2 separate regions of the Homo sapiens genome follow, and region 2 is linked to region 1. The links are chromatin loops, found by intact Hi-C in ENCODE. Cell type or tissue: HepG2. All regions are shown on one strand. Links, peaks and the distances in the headings refer to the core of each region. The heading gives the core; the rest is flanking DNA.

Region 1 (5,197 bases), core at 343-4,342:
TCTGATAATCTATGCCTTTTAATTGGGGTGCTTAGACCATTTATATATACTGCAATTATTGATATTAGTGAGTTTAAATCTCCCATCTTGCCCTTTATTTGCTACTTTTCTCATCTGTTTATTGCCCCTTTTCTTTTTTTTTCTGCTTTGTCTTGGATTGATTATTTTTGTTATTCCATTTTGCCTTCTTTATTGGATTATTTATTATGCTCTGGAAGTTTTAACATTTTCTCTTTATGTTTTTTTTTTTTTTTTTTTTTTTTTTTTTTGAGATGAAATCTCGCTATATTGCCCAGGTTAGAGTTCAGTGGCTGTTCAAAGGCATGACTATAGCACACTGTGGCCTTGAACTCTTGGCCTCAAGTGGTCCTCCCACCTCAGAATTCCAAGTAGCTGGGACTACAGGTCACCTCACCCGTGATATTCCTCATCTTTCCTCTTTTGTGCTCCATGGTCCCTTTAAGATCTTCGTGTTTTTTTTTTTCTTTAACTATTACCCCCCTTTTTTTTTCTTTTTTGTAGAGATGGGTGTCTCACTATGTTTCCCAGGATGGTCTTGAACTCCTGTGCTCAAGTGATCCTCCAGCCTCAGCCTCCCAAAGCATTGGGATTACAGGCATGAGCCACTATGCCCACCTTCTTGTTTCCTTTTATTTTTTCTTCTTTCTTTTTTCTTAGAGTCCAGTTGTGTGGATATTGGAATTTCTAATTTTATTCTTTGAATTTCTTAGCTTTTCTTTCATATTTTAAAAAATTCTTGTCCTTTTCTTCTTCATATTGAGAGATTTCCTCATTCTGATATCTCAATTTGACCATTTTCTTCTATTTATCCCAACCAATTGCATTGTGTTTTTATTTTTTAATTTTTATTTTAGCTTGTTTTTTAAAATGTTGTTTGTTCACGTTTTATATTGCTAATATCTTTTCTTATGTTCTCTAATATATTAATTGGTTAATTTAGAAGTTCCTGGTTCTCTGTTCTGTTTACATTGGATCAGTAATTGAGATGTATTGTCTTCTTGTGAAACAAATGCCTTATTACTTTGGGCTGTGAAATCATTTTTTCCTGGGGATACTGGCTATCCTGTTAGGCAGTCCCTTAGAACAGAATGTTCAAAATGTCCAACTGTCCAAACCTGATTCCCTCCAATGAGGTCGGGAGTGACTGCGTGTTCTTTTGGACAGAGCCCCGGGCACTGGGAAATAAATCATTCCTCCTCGCCCCTCGAAACAACTCCACAGCTCAGACCTTCAGCTGTTGCCTCACAGGCAAGTATATAGAAAGAGGTACTTACCAGAGTGTAATTTCCAAACTTTTGGAGTTTGGAATCACATCGGTGGGAAAAAAAAACTGCCAGAGGTCAGTGGGTAACTTATGTTTTTCCTCAGTTTTTCACAAGTTCAGAATCTCAAGGCTGCTCTACAACTGAGTCCTGAGTTTCCACCTGTGCGGCAACATTTGTTCCCAGGCTATGGCAGGGGTGAAGGAAGTGCAAAAGGACCAACCGATCCTCTCCTGTATTATCTTCTTCCTGCTTGTTGGGTTGACTTCTACTCTAGGTCGGAGCTGCCACACCACCTCTAAGCAAACAAGTTCAAAATATCCCTCCCCACCACGAATCCATAAGGGTTTATTTATTATTTTCCTATAGTTGTCTACTCTTGTGATCTTGGGAAAAGAGCCAGCAGCTTTCCCAGAAATAAAAAACAGAATTGCTTTTCAGGTTTTTGTTGTTGTTCCTGTTTTTGAGACGGCATCTTGCTCTGTCGCCCAGGCTGGAGTGCAGTGGCATGATCTCGGCTCACTGCAACCTCTGCCTCCCAGGTTCAAGCAATTCTCCTGCCTCAGCCTCCTGAGTAGCCGGGATTATAGGCGCCCACCACCACGCCTGGCTAATTTTTTTATTTTTAGTAGAGACAGAGTTTCACCACATTGGCCAGGCTGGTTTCGAACTCCTGACCTCAGATGATCCGCCCACCTTGGCCTTCCAAAGTGCTGGGATTACAAGTGTGAGCCACTGCGACTGGCCTGTTTTTCAGTTTTTTTATGTATCATTTTAAGTTTGTTTCTTGTAGGCATCATATTAACAACTTGATATATATTTTTTGATTTGTGAATTTATCTTATTCATATATTTTAATTACTTTTATATTAGAACATATTTTGTTTACACTGTTTTTCCTTCCACCCCTCTCTCTTTTCTTTGGCATTCCAGCAAAACAAAAGTAAGAATTATTTAGTACCCAGAAGTGGAGATTTCATATACCTGTACTTATGGTTAGGAATGCCTGTTCTGACTGTTACTTTTCATTGAAAGTAAAGGGTGCATCTCTCTCCATAAATATGACAGGAATAATCAGATCACAGTTTTAAAAATATCGTCTTTTAAAATAAGAAGCACATTTGAACTTACCTCCCAAGTGGCACACAGATTTGACTTGTGATATAACCATTTGCCATTCTCATCTCTAGGGTATATTTCATCTCCTGGCTGAAAAAAAAAAAAAAAGAATAAATGTAATTCATTTTATTTATATCTGGGAATTAAATAATAGAATTTAGACTTCCCAGTCTTCATAATTGTGAGCAATCAATGTCTATTGTTTCTAAATCACCCAGTCTAAAGTATTTTGTCATAGCGGCCCAGCTGGATTAAGACACCTGCCCATGCTTCCTGGGATGCCAGTACCTGTCTTGTGTGCACTGTCCTCTCACTCTGTACAGCTGACACCTGCATCTGTTAGAGGACAGACCTCAGGCTACTGGGACTTGTGTATCTACTCAATTAGATGTGCCCAGGAATTTACACCCTGCTCCCCCTGCTGGGACAGCCTTTGAACTAAAGTTACAAGTATCAATATTTGTTTCTTTGCCTTGTGACTGTGTAATTCTGAGATGTGAACAACTTTGTCTCCAGAGCTTTCTGTGACATTTAGCCTAAGTTGCTCTCTGTAGGACTCTGATTTCTACCTCACATCTGCTTAACCTCTTATTTTTCAGCCACATTTCCCCACTCCCTTAACAGTACTTCGAAATAAATCACTCTTGTATGCATTCTCTTCATCTCAGGGTCTGCTTCTGGGGAAATCAACCTAACGGGCTGTATGCAATAGGGGAGAGCTGATGGTGTCTGGGACTGGGGCAACTGCAGTAGAGAGGAAAAGAAGGGAACAGATTAGCACATGAATGAGTAGTAGAGCCAGCATGCCTTAATGTTGGCTTGGAAATGAGGTGGGGTGGTGGGAATGAGGGAGAGGGAGAAATCAAAGATGATCCCAGATGCCTTGGGTGGTTGGTGGTAACCATTTCTTGAGGTTGGGGCTAGGAATCCAGAATATCATTTTGGATATTTTGACTTTGAAATGGTCACTAGACATTCAAGTGGATATTGAGGGAGGCAGTTGAACAGAGAAGTCAAGAGCTCAGAGAGAGGTCATGGCTACAGATAAAATTTGGAGTCATTAGCATGTAAAATGGTATTAAATCCACATGATTGGATTAAGTCACCTATAGAGAGAGTGTAGCTAGTAAGACAAGAATATTGAGGGTAGAGGACTGGGCATAACAACATTTGGAAGCTGGCAGAGAAGAAGCTGCCAAAGACCATGAGAGGGTCATGAGATGTCACGAACACCATGAGAAGAAAATGTTTACAGAAGAAGGTGGTAGTCAACTGTATTGAAAGAGATCAAATAATAGGAAGACAAAATGTCTATTGAATTTGGCAGGATGAAAGTCTTTGTTGACTTTGGTAATAGGGATTTTCTTATTGGGAATTGCTGTGGTTTAAATGTGTCCCCCCTAATTCATGTGTTGGAAACTTAATCCCCAGTGCAACTGTGTTGGGAGGTGGGGCCTAATGGGAGTTGTTCAGTCGTGGATTAATGCCATTGTAAAAAGGGCTCAGACGAGGAGGGGTGCTTTCTTGTGCTCTTTGCCCTTCCTCGTTCCAGCATGTGATGACATAGCAAGAAGGCTCTAGTGAGGTGCTGGTACTTTGGTCTTGAACTCTCCAGCTTCTAGAACTTTGAGCCAATACATTTCTGTTTATTATCTATTACCCAGTGTCAGGCATTCTTTTTTTTTTCTTTTAAAGGAAATGTTTCTGAATGATAGCATTCTTTTTCCGTTGTTGTTGTTTGTTTGTTTTTGAGACAAGGTCTTACTCTGCTGTCCAGGCTGGAGTGCGGTGGCATGATTATGGCTCACTGTAGCCTCGATGTCCCCAGGCTCAGGTGATCCTCCCATCTCAACCTCCTGAGCAGCTGGGACTACAGGTGTGCACCACCACACCTAGCTAATTTTTTTGTATTTTTTTTGTAGAGACCAGGTTTCACCATGCTGTCCAGGCTGGTCTCGAACTCCTAGGCTCAAGTGATCCACCTGCCTTGGCCTCCCAAATTGCTGGGAATACAGGTGTGAGCCACTGCACCAGGCCTCAGGCATGCTTTTATAGCAGCACAAAACAGACTGAGAAGGGAATCAAGCAATTGGACAAAATCCATTATGCTCTTAAATTTGTTCCTAATTTGGCCAGGCGCAGTGGCTCACACCTATAATCCCAGTATTTTGGGAGGCCAAGGTGGGCCGATCAGCTGAGGTCAGGAGTTCGAGACCAGCCTGGCCAACATGGCAAAACCCTGTCTCTACTAAAAATACAAAAATTAGCCGGGCATGATGGCGGGCGCCTGTAATCCCAGCTACTCAGCAGGCTGAGGCAAGAGAATCGCTTGAACCCGGGAGGCGGAGATTGCAGTGAGCCGAGATCATGCCACTGCACTCCAGTCTGGGCAACAAGAGCAAGACTCCATCTCAAAACAAAACAAAACAAAACAAAACAAAAATTTTAATTTTTTCCTCTAGCATTTCACCTTTGTGAAACTCAGTTTTCCTTTATGGAAAACATTTTCCCCATTGTCTGCTTTAGGGAAAGACAATGTCTTTTCAACTTCCTCCCATCTCCCTGAGAGCAGGGAACAGTCCCTTTTCTCCTTGATGCCACATTATTATTCATGTTAATTATCCATTCTGTCTCTGATTTCTAAGCACTTTGAATTTCTCAACACTTATGACCCACATTTCTGCTCCATATTTCTTACCTTGTGTTTCCTAATTTTACTTACCTTCTGAATGGCCTTATGCCTCCATCATGAATTCTGTTACGTGATTTTTACTTTCCCAGATTCTAATCAGGTG
Region 2 (5,197 bases), core at 640-4,639, 380 kb before region 1:
TTGGGAGACTGAGGTGGTAGGACTGCTTGACCTCAGGAGTTCAAGACCAGCCTAGGTAAAAGTGAGACCTCGTCACTACAAAAAAAAATTTAAAAACTTAATTCATGGCCCGGGTGCGGTGGCTTACACCTGTAATCCCAGCACTTTGGGAGGCTGAAGCTAGTGGATCACCTGAGTTCAGGAGTTTGAGACCAGCCTGGCCAACATGGCGAAACCCTGTCTCTACTAAAAACACAAAAATTAGCCGGAGGTGTTGGCGCATGTCTGTAATCCCAGCTGCTTGGAAGGCTGAGGTGGGAGAATCGCTTGAACCCGGGGGCAGAAGCTGCAGTGAGCTGAGCTCGCACCATTGCACTCCAGTCTGGGCAACAAGAGCAAAACTCTGTCTCAAAAAAAAATAAAATTAAAAAATAAAATAAATGCCGGGCGCAGTGGCACGCCTGTAATCCCAGCACTTTGGGAGGCCAAGGCAGGCAGATCACCTGAGATCGGGAGTTCGAGACCAGCCTGACCAACATGGAGAAACCCCATATCTACTAAAAAATACAAAATTAGCCAGGCGTCACATGCCTGTAATCCCAGCTACTTGGGAGGCTGAGGCAGGAGAATTGCTTGAACCCAGGAGGCAGAGATTGCGGTGAGCCAACATCCCGCCACTGCACTCCAGCCTGGGCAACAAGAGCAAAACTCCGTCTCATTCAGGCATGGTGACACACGCCCAGCTACTCAGGAGTCTACGGCTGGAGGATCATTTGAACCTGGCAGATAAAGGCTGCAGTGATCCCTGATTGCACCACTACACTCTGGCCTAGGTGACAGAGCAAGACCCTGTCAAAAAGAAGAAGAAGAAGAAAAAAAAAAGGTTGGACAAACGGTTAACTTCTAAGGGAAAGGGAAGGAGTGATAAAAATATAGCAGACAAGGAACTTTTGGGGTTACTGGCTATGTGTGTTTCTTGATCTAAGTGGTGGTTATATAATTATTCACTTAATATGTTAATTGTACATGTGTTTCCCTCACACTTTTTGAAAAGCTTAAGCATCCTAAGTTTTCAGTTCATGGTGGGGAGACCTCTTCAACAAAAATGAGAAGGCACCCTCAGAGGTAGGAAGGACAATTAGGAAGCAGCTGAAATGACCTCAGGAAATGAAGATAAAAAGAAGGCAACCGATTTCTGAGATGTAGAAAGGAGAATTGACAGAATTTGTTAAGGGAAGATTAAGCTTTTTTAAAAAGTCAAGGATGGAGCCTTAACTTTTAGTCTTCTTAATCCCTATTAAAATAATGAATTGGAAGGCCACTATGCTGAGATGGCCACAGCACCTTGGGTTCCTATTTAAGCAAAAAGAAACCAAACTCAAAGTGAACTTAAGCTTAACTAATCAGAAACCACCAACTAACCTCTAGTGACTTTATGAATCAGAAACTGCCAACTAGCCTCTAACTAGGTACTTTCTACTGTCTTGATGCCAAGAACACCTTATCAAAGTTTCCCTCTCCTGCCCCTTCTTTGGAGCACTGAGCCACTTGCTCAACTGATACTGCCCATTCATGAATCCCTGAGTTCTAAAATAAACAAAAACTAGCTGGGTGTGGTAGCATGCACCTGTTGTCCCAGCTACTCAAGAGGCTAAGGTAGGAGGATCACTTCAGCCCAGGGGATAAAGGCTGAAGTAAGCTGTGTTTGCACTACTGCACTCTAGCCTGGGCCGCAGAGTAAGATGCTGCCTCAAAAATAAATAAATAAATAAAAAGACAGGGTTTTTGCTATGCTGCTCAGGCTGGTCTTGAATTAGTCTCAAGCGATCCTCCTGCCTCAGCCTTCCAGAGTGCTGGGATTACAGGCATGAACCACTGTGCCCAAAACAAAATAATTTACCCTGACCTATAATATTAATCAATATACTTCTCAGTTTCCTTTAATTATACTAGTACATAAACCAATTTCTTTTTAAATTACAACATTCCAAGATTTATAAACCACAAGGCTTACCTGTCCAGCCTTACAGTGGAAAATGTAGGTAAGACCCCATCAAAAAATCTTTCCCTCCTTATCCTCCTGACATTTATTTCTATTAGTTTTCCAACAAATTTATAATTTTAGTTGGAAATCTGATAAATAAAACATGTTTATATATTATAAACATTTAATAATATTCACAACTGAGGTGCAGAGCATAGTACAGTATTTCCTTTCTCAAGCAATTTCATTCTCGAATTATCAATTGCCTGCATTTTAAAAATCTGCTTAGTTTTTAAGTATTTATCACTAAATCAGCAGCAAACTTTCCGACAGAACTGCAAACCCTTTTCAATATGTTCAAATATATCAGCTAATCAAACAGTTTTACATTTGTGCCCTCAAATGTATCCTTCTCTGAAATATGAAGTCCTTCATCCAGCTCCAAACCTTTTCAAGCCTGCTGCAAGCTGCCATCCTGGAGCTTTCCTTCATCATTATCCTGAGAATTTCTATGCCTAATGATATTACCACAAGTATCTGCTTGCTTTACCTCACATGAAACCTGAATAGTTTCAAAATACCAACATAACCACTAAAAACACACCACTGAATGCAATATAAGTTTTTTTGTGCTTACAATATAGCATACTAGGAATGCACAATCAATATTGTGATTTAAAAATCAGTTTCAAAAATCCTTTACTATGTAGGTAAAACTATCTGGTTGATACAGAACAACGTTCATTTGTTTTGTTTGCTGGGGAAGCAGGGAGAGTTACTTATATTTGTTCAGTTTCATAAAACATTTACATAGTTCCAAAGTCAATACTGTGAACCAGTTACATTTACAGAGGTCTAATTTTCTTCTCTAATTCCTTCCCAACTTTTTCTTGCCTCGCTAGCAGTCATTTTTAATTATTTATTCTTCTGTTGTTTGTTTTTTGAGGTGGAGTCTCTGTTTGTCTCCCAGGCTGGAGTGCAGTGGCCTGATCTCCGCTCACTGCAACCTCTGCCTCCTGGGTTCAAGCAGTTCTCCTGCCTCAGCCTCCCAAAGTGTGGGATTACAGGTGTGAGCCACCATGCCTGGCCTCCGTTGTTTATTTGTAAATATAAGCACATATTTTCTCTTTTTCTTATTGTCATGGAGATACTGTTGCTTTAGATCCTTTTAGTGGATAGAGCTAAGAAACACACACACACACAGAGACACAAAGGGTAGCATATAATACTCATTCTTCTGCACCTTGATTTCTACTTAACAGTACATCATGGAATTCACTCCACAGCAGTATTCATATCTTTTTCATTCCTTTTTTACATCGGCACAGTAATATACCATAGTTTATTCCACCAGTCATTTATTGGTGGTCATATCAATCTTTTATTATTATCAACAGTGCTACAGACAAATAACACTGTGCACGCCTCACTTTATTATTTTGCATTTGTATCTCTGAGATACATTCCTAGAAGTGGAGATTGCCAGGTCAATGAGGAAATGCATTTGCATTTTACTAGATATTACCAAATTCCCTTCCAGTTTTAGCATTCTGCATTCCCACCGGCAATATAATGGATTATCTTCCTTTCCTCAGTTTCACCCAAAAAGTATAATGTCAAAGTATAATGCTGTACCTATTTTGGGGGAATTTCTTTTTTTTTTTTTTTTTGAGACGGAGCCTCGCTCTGTCGCCCAGGCTGGAGTGCAGTGGCATGATCTCAGCTCACTGCAACCTCCGCCTCCCAGGTTCAAGCATTTCTCCTGCCTCAGCCTCCTGAGTAACTGGGATTACAGGCGCACGCCACCATGCCCGGCTAATTTTTGTATTTTTAGTAGAGACAGGATTTCACCATGTTGGTCAGGCTGGTCTCGGACTCCTGACCTCATGATCCACCCACCTTGGCCTCCCAAAGTGCTGGGATTACAGGCGTGAGCCACCACGCCCGGCCTGGGAGAAATTTTTAAGAGTTTTCTTTGTACCTCAATAATCATCTTTCATGAGCATCCCATGCGCATTTACAAAAATGTATATTCTCTTATATGCAATAGATGACCCTAAGATCTACCTTTCAGTTGTGTTAATCTAGGTCCTCAATAGCCTTACTGAAGTTTTTGTCCAGTTGATCTATCTTGAACTGAGATGGATTTTAGGTCTTCTATTATTAATATGCTCCTAACTCTTAATGACTCTCCTGAAGCTTCTTTTTTTTAAATGAAAGCTGTCATGAATATCCATGCACCCAATAACGTATCTTCATTACAGACTGCAGCTTGTAGCATTATTTATAATGTGTCCTACCTCTTTAATGATTTCTGGCCTGAGTTTTACCTTGCGCAAAATAACTATAATAACCCCTTTTTATTATATTTGTCTGGCATATCTTTGCCCAACCTCCTAATCTTTGAGTTTTTCGATTTTGCAGATGTATCTTTTATATAAAAGACAGAGTTGGGCTAGGCACAGTGGCTCACGCCTGTAATTCCAACACTTTGGGATGCTGAGGTGGGTGGATCACTGAGGCCAGGTGTTCGAGACCAGCTTGGCCAACATGGCAAAACGTCATCTCTACCAAGAATACCAAAATTAGCTGGGTATGGTGCATCGCTCCTGTAGTCCCAGCTGCTTGGGAGGCTGAGGCAGGAGAATTGCCTGAACCCTGGAGGTTGCAGTGAGATCACACCACTGCACTATAGCCAGGGCGAGAGAGCAAGACTCAGACTCAAAACAGCAACGAAAGAAAACAAAACCACAGAGTTGGATTTTGCTATGTTAACCCAAAAATATTTTTTCTCTTAATAGGCCAGTTAAGCCCATTTACTAATATCACTATATGGTCTCAATTCTGTCACAGTGAGAATATATAATTTCATTGTATTTGTTTCTTTTGCTCTCCTTTCTGTACCCTTCCCACCACCTCCTTCCCCCTGCCAATACTTCTTTTGCTATCTAGAAAGGTTTGGGCTTTTGTCCTAATGGTTATCTTTATATAATATCCTTAAGTCCTCTCTTTGTTAGATACTATCTTTTGATTCCCTAGTATAAGCAACATAGAAATTAGCTCCATTCTTCCCCCCTCACCATTCCCATACCACAACACACAGCATCTATTTAAAGTAGTAATATCTCTTGATGCCCTGGTTAAGTTTTATAAAACAATCAATCAATGAGCCTATTAAACCATTTCTTGGCTGTCTGAAACTTAATTCTCTAACAGCTTCCTCAGGAAGTATTC

The links. Peaks named below come from ENCODE experiments on the same cell type or tissue, not always from the same donor. Only the 100,000 strongest peaks of a DNase experiment are listed, where the experiment ranks them.
Region 2: a loop joins it to region 1, with 2.1 times the contacts of the local background. A loop is called at or near these places in 1 of 110 quality-filtered maps.

What each region holds. Positions count from the first base shown.
Region 1 is chr7:138,095,161-138,100,357 of GRCh38, reverse strand. It overlaps AKR1D1 (aldo-keto reductase family 1 member D1), which reads right to left. Exons shown (of 9, transcript NM_005989.4): 4 at 2,415-2,492. Among named protein-coding and RNA genes, the nearest start is that of AKR1D1, 21 kb to the right of the region's middle. In HepG2, for the core only: a CTCF peak has its summit at 2,818 (motif pointing left); DNase peaks (open chromatin) are centred at 2,787 and 3,955.
Region 2 is chr7:138,475,029-138,480,225 of GRCh38, reverse strand. The region is part of intron 1 of TRIM24 (tripartite motif containing 24); the gene reads right to left. Among named protein-coding and RNA genes, the nearest start is that of TRIM24, 17 kb to the right of the region's middle. RefSeq lists enhancers at 60-620, 621-1,181. In HepG2, for the core only: no CTCF peak of the experiment used is centred there; a DNase peak (open chromatin) is centred at 2,795.